2 separate regions of the Homo sapiens genome follow, and region 1 is linked to region 2. Evidence: chromatin loops called from intact Hi-C (ENCODE). Cell type or tissue: dorsolateral prefrontal cortex. All regions are shown on one strand. Each heading gives the region's core, and the rest is flanking DNA. Links, peaks and the distances in the headings are about the cores only.

The links. Hi-C counts contacts between places; a loop is a spot of excess contacts. Peaks named below come from ENCODE experiments on the same cell type or tissue, not always from the same donor. Only the 100,000 strongest peaks of a DNase experiment are listed, where the experiment ranks them.
Region 1: a loop joins it to region 2, with 3 times the contacts of the local background. A loop is called at or near these places in 50 of 110 quality-filtered maps.

The regions. Positions count from the first base shown.
Region 1 is chr2:174,690,920-174,693,833 of GRCh38, reverse strand. No RefSeq gene overlaps it. Among named protein-coding and RNA genes, the nearest start is that of CHRNA1, 72 kb to the left of the region's middle. In dorsolateral prefrontal cortex, for the core only: no CTCF peak of the experiment used is centred there; a DNase peak (open chromatin) is centred at 1,423; H3K27ac peaks cover 1,020 bases.
Region 2 is chr2:174,560,121-174,563,034 of GRCh38, reverse strand. WIPF1 (WAS/WASL interacting protein family member 1) reads left to right here. Exons shown (of 8, transcript NM_001375834.1): 8 at 433-2,914. The coding sequence ends at 488. Among named protein-coding and RNA genes, the nearest start is that of WIPF1-AS1, 14 kb to the left of the region's middle. In dorsolateral prefrontal cortex, for the core only: a CTCF peak has its summit at 1,576; a DNase peak (open chromatin) is centred at 1,594; H3K4me3 peaks cover 965 bases; H3K27ac peaks cover 1,811 bases.

The DNA of each region.
Region 1 (2,914 bases), core at 170-2,669, 130 kb before region 2:
TGCTGGGATTCCCCATTTGCCCACCACTCCTTACCTCATTTACTAATTGCCTGTTTAAGCCATTCTTTTCTTCCTCTCCTGCAAGAGGACCTTTCTACCAGTGTTCCACACCTGCCTCTCTAGCCTGCCTGTCATTTGATCAGGTCATGAAATGTCCAGTTCACATAAGCCCTCCACAGAAACTGAGTCCCTCAGCCCCCATCCATCAGGGCTGCTGCTCTGCCCAACCCCTTTCTCTCACGCTGCCTGGCTGGTGCTGCCTGGATTCAGGAAGGCAGCCTCAGTAACTGATCCTCCAGCACCACCTTCCGAGGGCGCTCATCACTACAATGCCTGGGAATCACCAAGCCATAGGAAGTCTCCTTTTTTTTTTTCCTCCATAGGAAAGCACTAGTCCAGAGAGCTCCAAACATTTTCAATGTGCATAGTATCACCCTGACGGGTTGTGCTTGGCCACACTACTGGCCCAGATCCCACGCCTGCCAGGGGCAAGCCAGGTGCGGAGCAGTGAGGGTATGTGAATGAGCAAGTGCAGGATCCAGCCACTGCAGTGGGGCAGGCAGCTCCAGGTGCTAGCATGGGCACTGGCTCCCTGCAAGGCTGTGGCTGGACCAGGTGTACAGCAAGTGGCTTCCATTGTGGGCACCCGGGAACGCAGTGGTGCCTGGAAGCTTGGAGATGCCAGGACCTGCTGAGCCCCAAAGAGGGCATCACAGCCCTGGCTTGGGTAGCTCCTAGGTCTGGGCTCCCTGAAGGGCTGCAGCTCTTCTCTCCTTCTATCTTCTCTCCTTCTCATTGCCTGCAACGTGGTGACTGGGGGGGGGGGGGTCATGTTTTAGCCCTGTTTGTGTTACAGCTCTTTCAGTCCCACCATTTGGTAGGTCCCAAGTTCTTGTCCCACATCCAGGAAGAATGAGGTAAGCGGACAACTGAGGGTGAGCAAGATGAAGAGTTGCTTAATTGAGTCAAGTTCCACAAGGATGGAACCCATTTTGCCTGCCACCACGCAGATGAGCACTCCCCAGCAAGCTAATGACAGAGCTGGGTTCCACCCATTCTGGCACTCTCCTCACACTGATTTGCAATGGCTCTGCTATGGAGGAGGACGCTTTGTGTGAGGAGAGTGCCAGAATGGGTGGAACCCAGCTCTGTGATTAGCTTGTTGAGGAGTGCTCATCTGCATGGTGGCAGGCAAAATGGGTTCCATTCTTGTGGTAACAGCATCTCTGATTTCCTTTGGAACTCCTTCTTTCCCCATCTCAGTGCATATGTTTTGAGTGGGGCAGACACTCCCCATAGTTCTAGGGGGCACATGACTGGGCTGGCCAGTCAGTATATTGCATTCTTCCTGGCTCGAGGATGGGTTCTGGAATGGACACAAGGTCCAGTGTGACTCAGTCCAGGACTGGGGCCAGGAAAGAGAAGCTCTCTCCACTGAGATAATAGGATAATGTAAGCCTGAGTTGCCGAGGCCACCATAAGGAGAGGGCCTGTCTGACAGTGGGGCCCATTCAGAGACAAGCATAATGGAGAATGGGGACCAGTGAGCTGGAGTGACCAAATCCTGATGAGGTCACATAATCGAGGGGTCCAGCCCCATCTGACCTTTGCCTCTGGACTCTTCATGTACATGAGCCAATACATGCCACCTTTTGCTTAAGCTGGTTTGAAATTGGTGGCCCACTCCCTCAGGGCCTCAGTTTCTTCATCTGGCAAGTGAGAGGAGGAAAGCAGATGGCACTCACAAGTTTTTTCTAGCCCCTTCCTGTTTGAGGCTCAAGTGTATACTTTATTCCTTCTTACTTGCTCTTTGAAGACCATCTTCTGTCCATACTTATTTCCTTCTCTGTATTGTTTATATTTTTAATTTTCTGTACATTATGATGCTTTGACATCTTAAAAACCTTTCTGGCTGAGGGACAGACTGCTCCTCCTCCTGTGGATAGCCAAATCTTAGAGATAGCAAAAGCGCTCAACTGGGAACAACCCTGTGATATGCAAACTAACTAATCCAGAACAATGCCTCTTCTATCTGGCCATATACCCAAAAGGCAATATTCCTCTGCCTTTGCCATCCCAGGGACAGGTACCAGGCAATAAGGAACCATCCCTATAGCTCGGAGCCCTTGAAAATTATTCAAACTAGCCAGGCTTAAACTGCTTCCCCTGCACTGCCCTGCCTTTCCCACTGAAACTCCAAAAAAGGTCATGGCCTAGGCTCTCCCACCCATCCTGTCCCTTCTGCCCCTGACCCATGCTGGTGCTTTCCCATGTGGCCCTGCTGTGCCTCCTGTTTCTAGGATGTGAGATCATGGTAAACTTTTCTCCTGAACCTCTCCTGATCGCCTCTTGTGGCCACACCTGACTGACCATTACCTAAAAGAATACAAAACAATCTCCTTCTTGGCCTTTCCCTGGGCTGGTGCAGTTGGCAATTTGCCCTAAAAATGAGAAAAGGAAGTTACCAGAAGGAAGAAGCAGGACAAGGGGCTTTCTGTCCTTGGACTATTGAGTGTTAACCACAACAAAAATAAACCAATGCTGTTCGCTTCTTAAGAGGTGCTAGTCCTGTGTGTGCATTTGCATTGCAACAAGTAATTTTTTAAAGAGGATTTGTCCCACGTTTCTTTACTGATGGATTTTAATTTTTTATCTTCTAAATGTCCACCATAAGGGATCTATTAATATTTATGTTGAGAACCTTCCTGAGGATGAGTTCATCTAAGTCAATGTTAATTGATAGTATTCTTTGTGTGTGTGTATATCTTTTATCCTATTCCATTCCCCATCCCTCAATTTCCTATTATCTTTGGCTCTTCAAAATACTCTTGGAATGTTTTAATTAGTGCCCCCATTACCTTTTAACGAGTTGTCTCACCAGCTGGGCATGGTGGCTCATGCCTGTAATCCCAAA
Region 2 (2,914 bases), core at 281-2,780:
ATGCCTTCGAAAGATGTTCAAACTGACTATATGATCTTATTTCTGGAAGAAAACGGGGAACTGTTTCTAAGTAAAAAATATACACATAATTGGTTATCTCTGGGTGCTGGAGGAATGGGTGAGTTCTTTGTTTTTACTCATCCATATTTTCTAAATCTATAATAAGCACACACTGTGATAAGAAGAAAATGATTTTTTTTAACTTTGTGCAAGTACTTGGGAGCCAGTGATGGATCACCCACCATGATGTTTATTCAGAACATTACTTGCTTGTTTTCACCTCTCACTTCTCATCCACAACATACGCCAGTTAGCTGACAGCCCTGGTCATAGGGATGAGGTAGTGGGTACCCGTGCAACCATCCCCGAGTTTCCACGATGAGAACATCAGCTTTCTAACCAAAATTATATTTTGTCTGTTTTTTCACCAAGGTGGATCCAACCGAAGAGAAAGGGGTGCTCCACCACTCCCTCCCATCCCGAGGTGATCTTTGCCTGCTCTTCTCTACCCAAGCTCAAGAGCTGCTTCTGTTGCTATCTAAGAACTGCATACCCTCCTCCCTGCTTCTTCCCTTGTGCCTCATGTATGGGCAGGAGGAAAGGTGGGAGGGGGAGTGGGAATATGCGTGTGTGGGTGGGAATCGGTAAGAAATGCACCTAGCTTTTCATATTGTGTTTATTCTCCAGGCTATTGCTTGCTTCAGCTGCAGCCTGCCTGTGCTGGCTGCTGGGGTCGATAGGCTTTTGTCGTAATAGGCAGAGATGACTTGCATCCCAGCTTTCCACCAACCAAATTCAAACATTCACTGCTTATTTGTTACAGACTGTAATTATTAAAGTCCCTGAGAGCTGTTTTCTCCCGTTCCTTTTTCGCATGCTTGGCCTCCTCTCTGTTTCTATGAACCACAGACCACCTAAGCAAGCTGCTGAGTAAGGGCTCACTGGAAACTTGCAGTCACAGGATGTCCAATCTTTGGCAGTCCGAGCTTGGCTCTAGGACAGAGCTGTCCAATAGAAATATAATGTGAGCCCCATATACAATTTTTACATTTCTAATATATTTTAAACAAGTGAAGTTAATATGCATCCAAAATATTTCAACCTGTAATCAACATAAAATTTTAATGAGATATTTTATATTATTTTTTGGTACTGAATCTTCAAAATCCAGAGTGTATTTTACACTTACCGCACATCTCCATTCAGACTAGTCACATTTTTAAGTGCTCAGTAGCCACATGTGGCTGGTGGCTACTGGATTAGACAGCACGAGTCTGGAAGATGGAAGCTAGTGCAGAAACCTCTTGTTTAAAAAACAAAAAAGGCAAGATGGGCTTGAGCGATTCAAGAGGCAACTAAAAATAAAATTAGGACCCAGCACCTTGTTTGACACACAGTTTGACCTTCGATTTTCCTCCCTTAACTTCCCTCTTCCCTTAATATCTGTATACAAGTGTTGCTTCAAAGTACCAAGGTCAGAAATTGATTGAGTACGGTTTACTAAAGTCATGTGGAATAAAGCCATTGGAAACAAATGGAAAGCCTGTCGGGACTTCTGGGCTCAGAACCAGCTGGCTCACGCACTCCACTTGTCAGCTGGACTTCTGCCTTGTGAAATGGAAGCAGCCTTTGTTCCTTTCTGGCTGAGCAAGCTCCTGAGGCTGGGAGAGACTAGGAAGGCTTGGTAGGAGGGGAAAAAAGTCAGGAAAATATATCAAATCAGAAACATGGAAGAAGAAGGGAACCGATTTGAGTTGGTGGGCAAAACTCTAAAAATCTAAATCTGATGCTTATGTAAGGGTTGAGCGAATTAGGGAGATTGCTAGTGGAAATTGGAGGGAATTTGTTTTGCATCATTTGTCTAGGATCTATGCAAATATAGCTCCACTAAAGGACCATAGGGAAGAGCCAGCCTTGCCTTTTCTTATATGATTTTGTTTACAAAATTTTACTGGGACTTTTAAATCTAGCTATAGAGTTGGGAAAAAATATTTCCACTTAGATATTTTACATGGTTTTGTTTAAAATTACCATTACTTGTTTTTTAAAAACACATGACCACATATGTATATGTATATCTACCTAAACATTGTATCATGGTTTCAGTATGTTATTCATGTATTACTGGGAGATGCTACCAAGAAACCAACCCAAAGAAAATTCTGAAAAATACATTTCTATTTATAGAATAAATGTTTCATTTATATAAAAGCAAAAGAACTTAGAGTTCTAATAAATGGGATGTCTAATAAATTATGAAGTTACTGATTTGAATATATTATATTTCTATAACTTCCTTGCCAAAGTCCTGATTTAGTACATTAGAGAACCTGTGTTTCCTCTCTCCTCTACCATTCATCTCTCTTCCATACAGTCATTTGGGCTTTTTACTCAAAGAGAATCAAGAAATAATAAGGTATAACAAGCTTGGCAAAGTGTTGGCTTTTTAAAAAAAAATTTTTTTAATCTCTAGCAGTTTGGTAATTTAGCAGCATCATTTATTTGGGATTCTTTTATCTGATTTCAACAGTGAAAAACATCCCTATGATAAAGCCTAATGACCCATTTCACAAAAGATGGAATTTGCCCTTCCTAGAAAATATGACGGAGAAAAGTCTGACTCAGAGAAAGTGGGTCTGAATTTTATAAGGGGTAGTAAGAATTGGACAATTCCTTTGCATATCTGAACTTGGCAGGTACCGTTCTAAATCTGAAACAGGGTGATAGCTCAAAGTTGCCATTCATCCAGAATAGATTGTTTTAGAATGTAGTGTTTAAGTGACTGTTTCATTAATACACCTACACCCTTTCTTTGAAAGTTTGCAACCTAATTGCATCTAAAACTATGAATAAGTTCTGTGGTAAAATCTTAAACTATGGAAAATTACAAAAATGAATTTTTCTTCCCTGAAAT